Regions from separate parts of the Homo sapiens genome. Here region 1 is linked to region 2. The links are chromatin contacts, found by Hi-C in ENCODE. All regions are on one chromosome and are shown on one strand. Each heading gives the region's core, a stretch centred on a gene start or an enhancer-like site at or near the end of the contact. The rest is flanking DNA. Distances are from core to core; before and after follow the strand shown. Region 1 holds the start of TUBB2B (tubulin beta 2B class IIb). Region 2 holds the start of FOXCUT (FOXC1 upstream transcript).

Region 1 (7,720 bases), core at 4,898-7,397, 1.6 Mb before region 2:
CTTATAAGAATAAATATATATAATTTAAGAATAAATAAATATACATATATTGGGAATGTATACCCTCCTTTTTCTTTTGTTAATAGAGATATACAATGAAAACTCATTACACCACTGCTCTGATGTAATAAATGCAAAACCTGTACCAGTCCTATGATGCAAACTGGGGGCATAGAGCATAGGCAGTCCATTGCTCCTGGCAACTAGTGGGACGTATCACAGATAGATGAGCTGCATCATGAAGAATGAGTGAGATGCCCCAGGCGAGGAAGCAGAGAGGGTCATTCCAGGTAATGGATTAGTGTGAGCAGAGACTCAGAAACTTCAGAGAGCATGTCCTTTTTGGAGATCAGTGTGCAGGTTAATGTCCCCTGGAATGGACTGCATATACCAGACGGGTGGCAAATAACACTGGAAAGGTAGGTAATGTCCAGACTGAAGGACCTGAATTGTATGATAAGTGTTTGGACCACATACTATAAGCAATACAGAGTTGATGGAGATGTATGAACAACCTACAGAATGGGAGAAAATATTTGCAATATGCCGCAGACAAAGGACTAATATCCAGAATTTATAAGGAACTTAAATCAGCAAGAAAAGAATCAATAACCCCATTAAAAAGAGAGCAAAGGATATGAACAGACATTTTTCAAAAGAAGACATACAAGTGGCCAACAAACATGAAAAAAATGCTCAACATACTGATCATTAGGAAAATGTAAATCAAAATCACAATGAGATACCACTTCACAGCAGTCATTATTATTAAAAAGTAAAAACAAAACAAAACAAAAAAAAACAGATATTGGCAAGGCTGCAGAGAAAAAGGAATGCTTATTTGCTGTTGGTGCGAATGTAAATTAGTTCGGCCACTGTGGAAAGCAGTTTGGAGATTTCTCAAAGAACTAAAAATAGAACTACCATTCAACCCAGCAGTCCCATTACTGGGTATATACCCCCCGCCCCAAAAAAATCATTCTACCAAAAAGACACATGAGCTCCTGTGTTCCTCATAGCACTATTCACAATAGCAAAGACATGGAATCAACCTAGGTGCCCATCAATGGTGGAATGGATTAAGAAAATGTGGTACACACACACCACAGAATACTACACAGCCCTTAAAAAAAAGAAAACAAAATCACGTCCTTGGCAGCAACATGGATGCAGCTGAAGGTCATTATCCTAAGCGAAATAATACAGAAACAGAAAACTAAATACTGCATGTTCTCACTTATAAGTGGGAGCTAAATATTGGGTGCACACGGACAAAAAGATGGGAACAATAGACGCTGAGGACTCCAAAAGGAGAGAAGGAAGGAGCAGAGCAAGGGCTGAAAAACTCCCTATTGGGTACTACGTTCACTATCTGGGTAACCAGGTCGATAGAAGCCCGGACGCTCAGCATCATGCAATATACCCTCGTAATAAACCCGCACATGGACTCCCTGAATCTAAAATTAAAATAGAAATTTTAAAAAAGAAGCAGGCTGGGCATGTGAAGCCCAAAGAACTCCGTTTGGAAACTGCACTGCTGTCTCTGCAGTGTGGCCACAGTGACTGCCCGCCCACCAAGCATCTAGAGCCCAGAGGCAGGGGTGTTGCTGCATGGATGTGTCCACCTGGATACGCACGTTTTCATTTCATTTAAATGGCAAACAAAGGTCTTGGGCAGATTTCGAAAAGCACTGGTGAGCTGCGGAGACATTTCCGAGCAGGAGCTGATGTGGAGGGTTTTCAGCGCCGGGTGAGGGTCCCGCAGCCACAGCGATGTTCTAGCCTCCGCCGCGGAACTCACAGAGGTTCCCCCGCCATAGCCTCCCGCGTGCGCTCCTGCGCTTCCACCAGACCTTATTTATAAGTCTGTTGATTTCGCAGGCCGCACCTTGCAAGGGGCACACGGTCCGTCTTATTATTTCATAATCACTTCTTCTCTTTTTGTTTTCCACCCGGCCTGGCTCTGTGTCTAGGACTCAGCGTGCATTCCCTGGGCTCGGCCTGCCCCGCCTGCCTAAGAATCCCACAAATCATTGACAGCGTGGGGGAGGGGAGATTGCCTGTAGCAGGGAAATGGCGCCCTAGAAAAGCCAGGATGCTACTCCCTCCGCCGATTTGTAGGACAAAGCAGGCAAAGCTCTCTCGTGGAAGCTCGGCTCTCTCAGTCCCGACCGAGGCCATTATAACTCAAATTCACAACCTCCGGGGATGCGAAAACACCCGGCCTTACTGAGGAACAAAGGGCAAGTGTTCCCGCACTGCGCTGCGTTCGTGGGCTCGGGGTTTTCGCTGCTGGTTCCAGCTTTTGGTTGCCCTGCTTGGCTGGTCCCTGCGGGGCCCACGGCTGCGGAAGGACAGGGCTCTGAGGCTGCCACCCCGCAGCCCCTGCGACTAAACAGTGCCGGGCAGCTCCGCCGGGGCCGCTGGCTTCCCAGGCGGAGGAGGGAAGGCCTGGGGGGAAGGGGGAGGGCAATGGAATAGAAACTGGGGAGCGACAAAGCTGAGAAGGCGCAGATCTTGGCGGATCCCGGGAGCTTCCTCCACTGTGTCCTTTCCGCAGTCACAGTATGGGGCTGCGACCGCTTCCTAGCCCCCATGCCCCGGGCATTTGGCTCTTTTACATAAATGCTAGGATTGGTAGCTTTCCAATATTTCTAAATGGAGAGCTATGAGAAGAGGTGATGTGTGTGTGTGTGTGTGTGTGTGTGTGTGTGCGTGTGTGTGTGTAAGGAAATAATGATGGATTTGCAGTCTCTTTCTTTCAACTCCTCTTCATTCATTGGCTAAGTGTCGGTTGCCTAGGAAACCGCGTGCATCTCGGCTGCAGAGCCAGCTATGGGGGCTGCGGGCTGGGTTTTTGGGGTTTTAAGCGGTGAATCCTGGCAAGCAGTGAAGAACCCTAATGCTAAATGTCTAGTAATTTCAATAAATGTGTCAAAAATATATGCTACATTATGAAAACAGTGCTTTAAAAATTTACTACTATATAAAGCCTCTTTTCTATCAGACTTCTTCAAACAATGACTGTGTGTGTAATAGAGAAATGCAAATTCACTTGAGGACATGCCGTTGAAAGTAATCTGAAAATTGTGAAAGCAAATATAATTTTAATAGTTTAAGGGATATCTTGCTCACCTCAGTCACGCAATAGATTACGTATAAAACAAATGTTGAATTGTATTTTATGCAGCAATATTTCTACAATTGTCTCTGGAAGGGAAAATTTTTAAATGTTAGTACATCATCAAGACTAACATTAAGAGATCATGAAATATGTTGCCCCGAAATCTTCGTGCCTGATATACGATGACCTAGATTGAGACGCATTGCATATAATGAATAGACAGAAATGCTGGGGACCCAACTGAAAACGACTTTTTTTTTCTTTGAAAGCCGGGTACCAGTCTCTTTATGCGAGCTACATGGATTAAGAATGATTTTTTTGTTTAAGGGTTATCAGATAAACTGAAAGACTTCAGGGAAAGGTGTGGCTGTTGTCAACATTTTAACACAAAATCGGCTCCTTGTGAAAATAAAAATGTGCAGCATCACAATTCCAGTGGGGGTGGGGGTGGGGGTGCGATGTAGACCGGTTAACAAGACTGGCTGCCCGGAAGGGGCAGGGGTGTGGGGACAATTCGAGCAAAATGCTTGAAAGGAAAGCAGATCTTGGGCCAAAAGTGTCCCCAAGGGCACTCTGGGCTTTCAGAAGGATGATTTCCAGCCTCATCCTATCCCAAACCAACCCCTTTAAAAGAAACCTGAGAGGAAAGGGTCTTTTCATCTATCTATATGATCTTGAACACGCGTTTTCACCCGGGCACTGAATGGAGATTTGGCTCGGAAACAGAAGCTGAGAAATGAATTGGTTAGATGAAGGAGGCAGGCGGCCAGCTCAAGTTACTCAGCATGGAGCTGAGCGGCCCCCAACCCCACCCCCCAGCGCTGAGCATCAGGGTTGCTCCTGGGAGCTCGCAGCGAGGGGGTGACCGCTCCGAGTGTGTCTACACTCGCCGCGCGGGTGCCGCCCTAGCTCTGTTCCTTCCGGCGCAGCTTGGTCCCACCAGAGCCGCCACCTCGAGGCTGACACCTGCCACAGCCCTTTTGGCCGAGATGCGGTCACTTTCCCTGAGGTCTGGTGTGCCCAAAAGACGAGATTCCAGTCCGAGCCCTGTCCTCAACTTGCTGTATGACCTTGGGAATTGCTAGCCCTCGACGTTTCGGCATCTGCAGGATCTGGATTAGAAACTCGGAGGTCAGGCCCCGAGACCTTGGTACCGGGAGAGCAGGGCATGTGGACAGACCCTCCGCTGCTCTCTGCCTCTCGGTAGACCCCACCCTCACCCGGGCACGCCGGCCGGGTCTGGAATACCGGCCGGCGAGCTCCAGTCTGGGCGCCCTGGATGTTTGGGGGCGCCTGGGCTTTTGTTCTCGCTACTTCTCTTTGTACATTGGAATCGACTTGAACCCCCCACCCTCCACCCCACAGCGGGAAAGGGAGGCGATGACAGCTTGCTGATAGTTCTGGGAGGGTCTCGCTCAACAGCTGCAGGCTGAGCTCCGCCGCGTGCGCCCGGGTCATTCGGCCTTTCTCGCCAGGGGATGAAAGAGGTCACGTCACCTCGCCAACGGCCCTTCCGAAGTGTGGGGCGGCGCGCTTCAGTCATCGAATTGCAGGGAACAGGTTGTGCAGTGAACGTTTCTGACACCCTTTCCCCTCCCGCCCTCAAACGCACGCAGGATTAGTCTCTCTCTCTCTCTCTTTCTCTCTCTCTCTCACACACACACACACACACGCGCGCGCGAAAAGTAACAAAGAGACCAGTTCCTGCCTCAGTACCTAGAGACTGCGGATCTGAAGGGAGGGTCTGTGCTCCAAGTCTGTGCACGCGCTCGTGCGAGTGCGCGTGGGTCTTGGGTCGTCTCGCGCGCGCTGGGCTGCAGTTTTTAGTCGTATTCCCCACCCTTCAACCGCAGCACGAAGCCTCGGACCTCCAGGTCGCCGCGATGGAAGATAAGAAAGTTTGTTACTCGGGCTTGGGCCACCCTTGGAACCCACCCTCTTACTTGACAATAGATGAACTGAATCCGAGGGCGGGGTGGGGGGGTGGGGCGCCTGTCGTGTGGTTTTAAATACTGGGTTACACAGCGTATCCCACGTTTCTGAGAGCCCTTTGTTCCGCCGACAGCCCCGCCCCCGGGACCCCACCCTCTTTCTGCCCTCCGGACGGTCAGTGCAGCGCCACCGGCCACTCCCACTCCATCACTAGCGAGCAACAAAAGTCAACCCCCGGGGCAGAGGGCTCCTGGGTACCAGCAGGGGCGTTATGCACTCCCGGAGAGGGTCGGGCAGGGCTGAGGGGCTCCGAGGTCGCTTCACCCCTAGATGCTGCGGCGCAGTGAGAGGAGCTACCAGCCCAAGACAGACAAAGGAGAAAGCAGGCCCACGCTGGGGCGGGGGCGGAGGCCGCGCTGGTGTTCATGGGCCGCAGGTGTCCCGGTTGCCATCAAGCACGACTTCCTTCTGGGGCCACCTGTCCTCCCCCAGGCCTCTGTGAGACGGAGCGCCGCCTGGGCAGTCGCTGGCCTCCAGGGTTGAGGAAAAAGACGGTGGTCTCACCAGGGGCAGTTGGCTGGAGGGACTCTGGCCAGTGGCCGAGTAGGAGCCGCAGTCCGAGGTGGCGGAGCAGCCTGTGCCACCTCAGCCCTCCCACCTGCCGGCACTGGAGCACCTGACGGCTTCTCCACATGCTCCAGTCCTCCATCGTTCCCATCCGGTGCCAGCTCTGCCCCCACCCCGGTCAGGACGCGCTGGTGGCCCTCGCCTCGCCGCCCTCTCACCCTCCTTTTCTTCACTGTTCCCCCATATCCCCATACCCAGACCCCCACCACAGCCCCAGACAATGCGCACGCCCCCACCATACTCCCGGTAGCCCCCACCCCTCTCCCGGTCGGCACGCCCGCTCTGATTGGCCGCGGGCCGGTGGTCCAGCCCCCCGGACGGTCCCTAGGGCTCGGAGCATTACGTCAGCCGGGCCTGGAGAGCGCCAGCGCGAAGGGGACTGGGGGGCTCGGGCTGGGGGCGCGGCCTGTGCCGGCCGCCCCACCCTCCTTGCATAAAAGCCGGAGCCCGCGGGGCCGGCGCTCTCAGCCCGTCGGTTCCCGAGCGCCTTCCCGGTGACCCCGCAGTGGGTGTGTGAGGGGAGGACGGACAGACCCAGACGCCGCCGGACCAGGAGGACGCTGACGAGGCACCATGCGTGAGATCGTGCACATCCAGGCGGGCCAGTGCGGCAACCAGATCGGCGCCAAGGTGGGCGCGCCGCAGCGGAGGGGGTCCAATGGGGGCGCGAACCTGGGCCGAGAGCCCCTCGGGGTCCCCAGGCGCGGTCCTGGGAAGGCCTGGGGATCGCCAAATGCAGACCTTCCTGGCCGCTTTGTGCCGCCGAGTGTGGCCTGGGCTAGGAGGTGACTTTCGCGGACGGAGGGGGCACCTCTCTTTCTTTCTGCTGTAACTCATTTGGAGTCCCCGTCACCCCCTCGGCCTCCCTCCGCGCTGGCTGCTTGGCAGGCACGCGTGCCTGGAGAAGACGAGGGTGTGTCCGCGAGGCTGTGCGCGGCGCTCCGCGCGAGGGGCTGGGACACCAGGAGGATTAATTGTACTCGCTTGAACCGGAGTCGAGCTGCCGGGGGAGGGGAGGAGAGCGATTGTCTTGCGGTCTCAGGACGTGCTTTGAATCTAAAACCGCGGTCCTTTAGCTCCTTTGCGTTCCTCTTTCCCCGCCCACCCGCTCCTGGCGGGCTGCAGTCCCTGTGCCCTCGCCTCCTGCCGCAGCCTGGGGCTGCGACCAGTGCGCCAAGCTCCGCCACTGCCCGGCTTTGGCTGGTCCTTACCCCCTCGACCCCTACCTCCCCCCGCGAGCGGCAGCTGTTTGCCTGGGAAACGCCCAGTTTCAACTTTCTGAACCTGCAAAATACAAGCCCCGCGGCTGTGCCCGGGTCACGACGCCCTTTAAAGCTTCAAGCTCCTGAAATGTTGGGTTGTCGGAACTGAGTCGGGGACATTTCATTGTGAGCCTTGGCGTTTCTGGGGGCATCGTTCATGGCTAAATGCAGCCTTTCTGTCTCAGTTTTGGGAGGTCATCAGTGATGAGCATGGGATTGACCCCACTGGCAGTTACCATGGAGACAGTGATTTGCAGCTGGAGAGAATCAATGTTTACTACAATGAAGCCACTGGTAATCACCCTTGCCCCACCCCCACTCCCTTCAGTTTTTCCACCTTCTCCCCTTTCCCTTGCGTGGGACCCCAGGGGTGTGGCCCTGGGAGAGGGTGGACTATTCAGTTTAGGATCCCCGCTCTTTCCCTGCAGTATTTCATTGGGCTTCCTTATGCCAACAGAGCCCTTTGAGAACCTGATGGTGGGTCTCCCTTTGTTTGGGGCAACATCTGCATGATGGCAGCAGGCGCCAAGCCCTTCTCTGCAGAGGTCCTTGCCTGAGGGTCTAAGTCACTGTTGTTCCTTGCAGGTAACAAATATGTTCCTCGGGCCATCCTCGTGGATCTGGAGCCAGGCACGATGGATTCGGTTAGGTCTGGACCATTCGGCCAGATCTTCAGACCAGACAATTTCGTGTTTGGTGAGTGCCTGGTGTGGCTGAGAGCATGAGGGATTCATTTTACGCTGGGCAGTGGAGGCTGAAGAGGTGTGATTGCCAG
Region 2 (7,720 bases), core at 2,329-4,828:
CCCTCCCCGGGGGGCCGGCCCTTGGCGGCCTGAGGGTGCGGGCGGCGAGGGCTGCCGGAGCCCGGCTGCTGCCCCGCGCTCCCCTGCCCGCCCGCGAGGGTCCCACCGGCTCGCCGCGCCGCCGCCCCCTCTGATCCCGTCAGGCCCGTTTCGGCTCAGATGAGGGGTCAGGCTGCGGGCTCGGTGACATTAGCAGGTGTGATGACAAGAAGCAAATAAATATGTCTAAGAGCTTAACGCTTCCCCAGGCCAGTCTCCATCTCCACATGCGCGGGGCTGCCGGCTCGCAGAGACAACGGGTGTGTCTGGGGGAACGTCCAGGGTCGCACCTAGAGGGCGGTTCAAGGATTCTGGGGGGACACGCACGGAAGGGCCCCCGCTCGTTGTGCACACGCCTGAGATTCGCCGTCGCTGGGTGGTTGGAATGGGACAGGAAGAAGAGAAATGAGGGAAAGAAACGAAGGAGCGGGAAAGAGCCAGGCCTCCCTCCCCCGGCACGGCGATTCTGCATTTTAGCGACTTGAGGAGAGACCCTCCCGGAGGCTGAATCCCAAGTCGTTCACTAGAAGCTGGGGGAAGTGGCGAGCTCAGGAGACTGCGAAGAAGCGTGCGTGACGCATTTAACAGCTCCGCTGCCCCTGATTTCCGACCATCTATTAAATCCAAGGACATGTTCGGGACCCCTTTTGTCTCCCCGGTTCGAATCCCGGCTTCCTCACGTTGGCAGGAAAATTCAAATTGCAGCTTCGGCTGTTACATGTGAAGGACGCTGACGTGTAGCAGGCGCATCTCCGTGTCACCTGAATATTTAAAAATTACTGTTTCATAATGGACATTGACATCGAAGGAAAGAGGACCTGCCTCTTCTAGAATTAGCCTTTGGAGGAGGGAGGGTTGCCCCGAGGTTGCTCTGAATCCCGGGGCAGCTGCCTCCTGGCCTGCTGTGCGCCGGGGTCTCTGGAGACTCCTTTTCCAGGTGGTTTGCGGGCCAAGTCACTGGTGGGTTGGAGAAGCACCAACAGGAGGCTCAGCACTTGCTGGTTGCCAAGGACACTAGACAGGGGCGAGGGTGGTGGTGAAGCCCCAGGACCTGAACACTTAATTCCTGTTCAGCCCCCAGCCCGGCACCCTGAAGGTCTTATCAGCCCGCCTGGTCGAGGCTTTAAGGAGTGCTGTGGCTTCAGCCTGGAGGAGATTTAAGTGGTCTCCCTGAACACCTCAGCAAGTGGTGAGTTCGGTCTTGAAGCTGCCTTTTACACTGCTAGCGGTGCGCGGAGATGAACGCAGCGATTACGGATGCTTTGTTTTCCGAATGCGGGAAACGCCTTCGGCCCCGAGTTTTGCAACAGGCAATGGTGCCCCGCTGCCCCCTCCCCCACCAGCCTGTCGCCTCCTGCTCTTCCCTGCCTCCTCCCTCCATCGGCCCAGTGAAGTGTAAACAGCTTGTTATGTAAATTGCAAATCGACCTGCAGCGGTGTTCTCAGCTCTCCGTTTTGGGTATAAAAGTCGCCGTTGTGAAATTAGTGTCTGGCGTGCGAGAAAAAATGGAGGGACGTAGTTTTATCAAGATCAACTTTCCACTGGTTTAGCTCTGGATATTCGCCAGGAAAAGATATTTGCATTTGTGTTTTATAAACTTACTCGGAAGCAAGCCTCCAGTAAGCGGCTTGATTGTATTTCAAGCACTTTTCTTATTTCATTTTTGTTGTTAGTGGTGTTATTTGAACATTAAGACGCAGGCATGAAGTCTTTTGGGGAACAGGTTAAAGCTTTTATTTTCAGGTTACAGTTTTTGATGCCCCTTTCTGCTACTCCACGGGGTACTTCAATCATCCGCTTCCGCACATCTCTTGACTCATTTGGCAGAAGAGCCCCCACGGGAACCCTTCGGCTTCTTTTCTGACACCTCACGTACTTGCAGCCTGAAGGCCCCGCAGGCGACAGCGGTAATGGATGTTTGGTGGAACCCTCCCTGGGCCCACACTCCGCCCCTCCCCAGCAGGCCGGGCAACAATTCCCAGGGCCCACCGAGGGGTGCTTAGCTCGGAGGAGGGGGAGTGACGTCACAGCGATGTTCAAAACAAGGCCTCCCCTGGCCCCACCATAGAAAAGCACCAGGAAGGGGAATGTGGCGAGCACTCCAGGAAATGCTCGGATTGGGGACCAGGTGACACTGTAGGAATGTGTGTGCTGGGGGATGGGATGGTGTCCTAAATATGGGTCACCAGGAGCCAGAAGGAGCTCTCTTTTTTCTTTTTCTTTTTCAAGTAAAGCAGAGGAGGTGGAGATTGGGATGGGGGCAGTCCGGAAAAATCACTCCCTAGGGGTGTGAGCTTAGCTCGTGTTGTGCGGATTGTCCCCGTCACAGCCCAATCACCTCTGTGGTGTGCCTAGACGCCCTCTCCCTTACCTCCCCGCTTTCTGGCTTCTCCATCCTCTGGGCTCTGGGTTCAGCCCTGAAAGCCGAACTGTGGGCTGCAGTGGGGAGGCGAGGGCAGGTAGAAACCAGCTTCAGGGGGGGCTCCACCTGGCCCAGGAGCTGGGGGACAACAGAAAAGGCAGGCTTAGGGCATGAGGGAAGGCGCTTCTCCTGCTGCACTGGGGCAGTGATTCCTGGGGGCTCTGCACACACAGGAGGGAGGCTGCAAGTCCACAGCTGCTTTAGCATCTTTCCCTTTGCTGGGGCAGACAGAGTGGAAGATTAAGGCAATTAACCCCAGAGGGCCACTAGAAAACTGTCCACTAGGCTGCCATCACAGACCACTGGAGCAAGGTCCGCTTGGGGATGTCTTTGAGCTTTTTAGATTACTTAGATAATTGTCTTAGTTCTCCATTCGGCCTCCTTTGCTTAGACCAGAATCCCAGGGGTAGGGGAGGATATCCTTGCATCAATGCCCGGCATTCGTTTTCAAACCACCAGGCCGGCAGGCAACGTTAGTCATCGGTGCGACTTTTCAGCGGAGGAAGGAGTGGGGACCGAACATCTGGGTGGCCGCGACCTTGGGCAGATACTCCTTAGCTGGGGGATTTTCAAGTAGAGGATTTGTCAGCACAGTCCCTCCAATTCAGCCCCGTCCTTAGTAGAAAAATTTCTACAATAAACGAAAAGAGCGTTTGGTTTTCGATTGTTTTAAAGACAAAGTGATCCATATTGCCTGTCTACATGGTTGGATTAATCCGATAGTTGCCCTCCTGGGGGCAGACCTCCACGGGAAGTTTGTGTGATGGGATAATTTAATGTCATCTAAGTCCCCTGGAGGGGCGGTTCCCCTAACTACTCACCCAGGAGAAAGCCAGCCAACACCTACCTGATCGTTCCCGCCTCGGGATGGCCCACCTATCGCCCCTTGGCAGGAAAGCCCCCGCCTCGAAGGGCGTTTCGGGGGCTCAGAGCCGAGCTAAGCTGCAAGAGGGGGCCATGGGGAATGCGGGAAGTGAATCTTTAACTTTGGTGCCCGGCTTCAAAAGACTCAGGGCTTCTTGTGTTCAGGCAGAGGTAAATGGAGATTCAAACTGTCGTCTTGCATTAACAATCCGGAATAAAAATAAAATTCGTAAAGGGATAGATGATCGGAAAGAACAAATGGTGCATGTGTGCGCGAACGAGCCCCAGTTTCTCTCCATCCAGGTCCCCAGCGGACTCAGAGCGGCCGCCGCACTCCACGGCCTGGGAGGACAGAGGCCCCGCAGCCTCCCAACCTCGGCTCATGTGGGGGGCGCGCCGCGCAGGGTGGGCGAGTCCCCAGGCCCCAGAGTCTGCCGGAGCCAGGGTGCGCGGTGCGGCGGGAGCCGGCCGTCGGAGGACTGCAGGGCGAAAGCGCCTTCCTGGGGCTGGAGCAGAAGGCGTGTGCCCCTGCACGGACGCGCCTTGGCTGTGGGTGTGGGAAGAAAGGCTTTGCCCCGTGAGACAGACCCACAGACAGCCCCGGAGCCGCCGGCGGGGTGAGGTGGGCTGCAACCTTGCAGGTGGCTGGCTGTTCCCAGGTCTCCGGCCCGGCGCCGCAGCGGACCCAGGCGCCGGGGCCGCAGCCAGCCTTCCTTCCGAGTGCTCCCTTCGCGGAACCCTGCGCCCTGGGACCTTCCTTCCGACGTCCCTCACCCCGGCCGGGGAGTGGCACCAACGCGGACGCACCGCCGGGCCTCCTGCGGGTAAGGCGCGGTCGGCCCCCAGCTCTGAGCCTTCTGGGCAGGAGCCCCGGGGGCCTGGGCCGGGGCCGGTGTTTGCACCTCTCAGGACAGGGACAAGGCCGACACCCGGCTCGGTGCAGCCGGCCTCCCCCGAGGACCTGAGGGCCGACGCCTCCGGGAACCGCTGGTCCTCGCGAGTGGGTCGGCGCCTGGCAGCGCGCGCCGGTGACCTGGTGGTCCGTCTGCTCCCAGGCCGCCCCTCACAGGCTTCCCGCCGCTTCCCCGCGAGCGTCAGCAGAAAAAGGGACGATGTGGAAGCCCGGAGGCCCCTTGGCCGACCCAGGCTGGGGCTCTCAGGCTGGGGGCACCTCACCCCGGCAGGTCCCGCGCCTCGGGAACCCGGGGCCAGGCAGCCGTCCTGGGCGCCCGCACCGCGCACTGCGCGTGCTACGAGCGCCCCCTGCCGTCGGAGGCGTTGTCTCCGCGGCGCCTCTGCCCGCGCCGGGCTCCAAGGGCCGGCTCCGCCTGTCCCCGCACAGCGTCCCCTGGGAACCGGGTCTCCAGAGAAGGAGGCCTGGGGAAGACCGCGCCGCCCGCGTGGGACCCCGCAGGGCCTGGCACCTGGTTTTCTAGGCTGCAACTCTCATCCCTCAGGGTCCGGGCGGGAACAGCCCCATCGGGGAGACCCTCTCAGACTTCCAGGCACAGACCACGGACGCTTTTGTTCCTGGAGTGGAGGGAGGTGACCCGAGACTGGGGCTTTCAGCCACCGCTACGCATTCCTTCCAGGCGGCCCTTTTAATTGACGTACACGTTACAGAAAAAGCAAGGCCGCTCCATCCAGTGAATTACATTGTGGGAGATGCCAAGGAATGTATTTACTGGCAGCCAGGTTTGCCAATAAAAGTTGCAAATAAAGACTGCTGGTTTCCAGGAAAATGTACTTCTGTTTTTTAAACACTCCTTAGTCTTAATTACCAAAAACTGAGCCTCCAAAGAACCGGTTTCGAGAACAGGACCAGTGAGTGGCGGTGCTGGCGAGGCCTCACACCCCCACGTGCAATCACACACCCCGATGTCGCCTATGGGAACAAGGACCATGCACACCTATGGCTTTGCCCACAGAGAGGCTCGCCCGTATTTACATACGCAGCAGACACAGACACAGGCGAAACGTTGGCACACAGAGAGGTATGCGCTCGGATTAGGGCTGTTTAGTTTGGAAGTGAAGAAATAAGAAAAGACAAACTATGGCAAACAGGCGAATTTCCACAGAAATAAATGTCTGCGAGGAAAGGAGGCACTTGCTCTGTAGTGTTTAGTTATGGTCGCCCTGGTAGTTCTTTTTAGTCCGACCGGGTTGACTATAAATGAAGGCAGCAGAGAAATGCAGAATTTACATTTACTAAAGGTCCGCTTTGGCTTGGGGTCACAAGGACCCCAGTGGGAATTAGAAAATCTCCCCACTCACTAGATGGAGCAGCACCTCCCCCCACAAAAAAAGGGGTTTGGGGCAGAGTGTGCACGCTAATGAGAGGCAAATTTATTCCATGTTTCTCCAATCTTAAACACGGACACTCATAACCACAATTATAAAGACTGGTAGGATGCACAGAACACTTAGTATGCGGTCATCCTGCTGTGTGCTTTAAACACTCCTTTCACCTAATCCTCACAAGGACGCTGACATGGATATTATGATCTACATCTTACACATGAGGAAACTGAGCTTAAAGAAAAGAGAGAGCTTTCCCAAGATTACACAGCCCTCGCAGTTGCACTCTGCACAGGCTCACTGGATCTAAGACGCCACTTATGATAAGGTACAGTGCTTATGAGCCACTAAGAGGGGAAAAAACTAAATTATTAAATATCATCAGTGGTAAATCTCATCTCCGTTTCAGTTGCTAAAATGAAAAAAAAAATGTGCATTTCAGATCGATGATACGTTTACTAATCCATGTAATCAACAAACACATAGAGGCCTGCTCCGTGTTTGGCTTTCTTCTAGCAGCTGGGTGTGTAACAGAGCACCCTTTGCAGACATCCATGAAGCTAAATACTAATTATTATGGGAAGGATGTTTACCCACAGCAACCGTTGAATCTATTATATATGTGTACACATACTGACTTGCACTGGTCTGGTTTATCTGCACACTTCCATACTCTTCTAGAGATGCTCACGCCAGTGCTATGAGGAGAAACTGGTATACGCGCATGCACAGAAAAATGGTATATATTTGGACACAGACATTCTGTATAAACGAATAAAGGACCTGCTGGTGAATGCATTGTTCTCTCCTCCTGGATGCTATCTGGTGGCTCCTCTCCTGCTTTTCCCTTCATTTAGTTTCCCCAAGGAAGATTCTCCAGAAAACACAGCAAATAAAGCAGAGAGGCTCTTTTCTGCCCCTGCCTCAATGGTGGGCCCGCTCTTACCCACAGCTCCAGACAGATGGGCAGGCAGGCAGGCAGGCCAGGAGCCTCAGAACACTGAGGAAGCAGGAGCAGTTCCTCTCGGACCCATGGCAGACGTCAGCCAGAGGAGGCTGGAGGAGGGATGGGCAGCAGGAGGTGGGTTTCAGGTTGTAGCTCACCTCCAGGACACCATGCCGGGGCTGTCCAGAAGTCACCAAAGTCAAGCCCTTGGCATCATAGAGAGGGAAACTGAGGCTCTCAGAAGAGAGCTGGCCCAAGATGGGGAGGGCTTCTACCCAGGACTTGCAGTCTAGTGCGGCCTTCCCCCAGCAGATGCCCAGGCTCCTCCGCCTTCAGTCCCACCAAGGCCTAGCGACTAACGCAGCTGTTGTCTTTGGCCAGGTAGGCCTTGAGGGTCAGGGTTGGGGTAGGAGCAGGGAAAAGGAGAGAGTGGGTGGCAGGGAAGATGAATGAAGGGCGGAGGGTGGCAGGGGCTTTTTCCTTTTCCAGGAATTCCTCCCTTGCCCAACACAAGCTTGGCTTGGGTCTGGACGATTGACCCAAAGGCCAACCCTTGGGGGAGAGAAGAGAACCCCGGACGCAGAGCCAGAGGAGGCCCAAGACCTCAGGCTCCGGAGGTGTTTGGCCACCAAGTGCGCGGGGCAGCAGGGGCCCTACTTTCCCGGGGTCCGGCCCGCCACAGGGGTGCCCAGGGTCTTCTCTGTGCGGTCTTCCCTCGAAGAGCCGGGGAAGCCCAGTCCTGCCGGAGTGGGGCACAGGGCACCGCGGCCCAGATTCCCCGCGGAGCGCCCGGCCCTGCCGGCCGCGGCGACAGTCTGGGGCGGTCCTGCTTCTCCTCAAGACCAGCCGATGGGTCGGGGCGCCTGGTCTCCCGGTGTCTCCCCGTCGTGCGCAGGAAGGTGCTTTTAAAGGCCGGCGGCCGGCGCGCGAGCTCGCACACCGCAGCCGCGCCGGCCTGTGTTTAGTCTGGCGCTGAGGTCCTTCCTGAGCAGATGGGAGGAGGAAGCCTTCTCCAGGCCGTTCCTGCCGTCGCCCACCCGGCCCATCCATCATTTTCTCACCTACTGGCCCCAGGACCGCGAAGTCCTCACTGAGAGCTGGGCACAAAGTCCGGGCCGGGTCACAGACCCCCGCCACCTCGCCCGCGCGT

Evidence for each region. Hi-C counts contacts between places; a loop is a spot of excess contacts on that map. Pooled maps may share reads with other maps.
Region 1: a map with no recorded cell type shows a loop between it and region 2 (8-fold over the local background). The contact joins the promoter of TUBB2B here to the promoter of FOXCUT in region 2. A Hi-C loop is called at or near these places in 1 of 168 maps with a recorded cell type or tissue (naive thymus-derived CD4-positive, alpha-beta T cell), 1 of 37 single-sample maps with no recorded cell type and 9 of 50 pooled maps.

What each region holds. Positions count from the first base shown.
Region 1 is chr6:3,226,080-3,233,799 of GRCh38, reverse strand. It overlaps TUBB2B (tubulin beta 2B class IIb), which reads left to right and starts at 6,147. Exons shown (of 4, transcript NM_178012.5): 1 at 6,147-6,313; 2 at 7,131-7,239; 3 at 7,531-7,641. The coding sequence starts at 6,257. It overlaps LOC100422781 (a long non-coding RNA gene), which reads right to left and starts at 2,397. Exons shown (of 2, transcript NR_147505.1): 1 at 1,638-2,397. RefSeq lists enhancers at 1,218-2,000, 3,993-4,549, 5,845-6,503, 6,504-7,164 and a silencer at 5,951-6,240.
Region 2 is chr6:1,601,389-1,609,108 of GRCh38, reverse strand. FOXCUT (FOXC1 upstream transcript) reads right to left here and starts at 3,578. Exons shown (of 2, transcript NR_125804.1): 1 at 3,310-3,578; 2 at 1,751-3,093. RefSeq lists enhancers at 1,150-1,659, 2,017-2,517, 2,518-3,018 and silencers at 4,320-4,389, 4,440-4,859.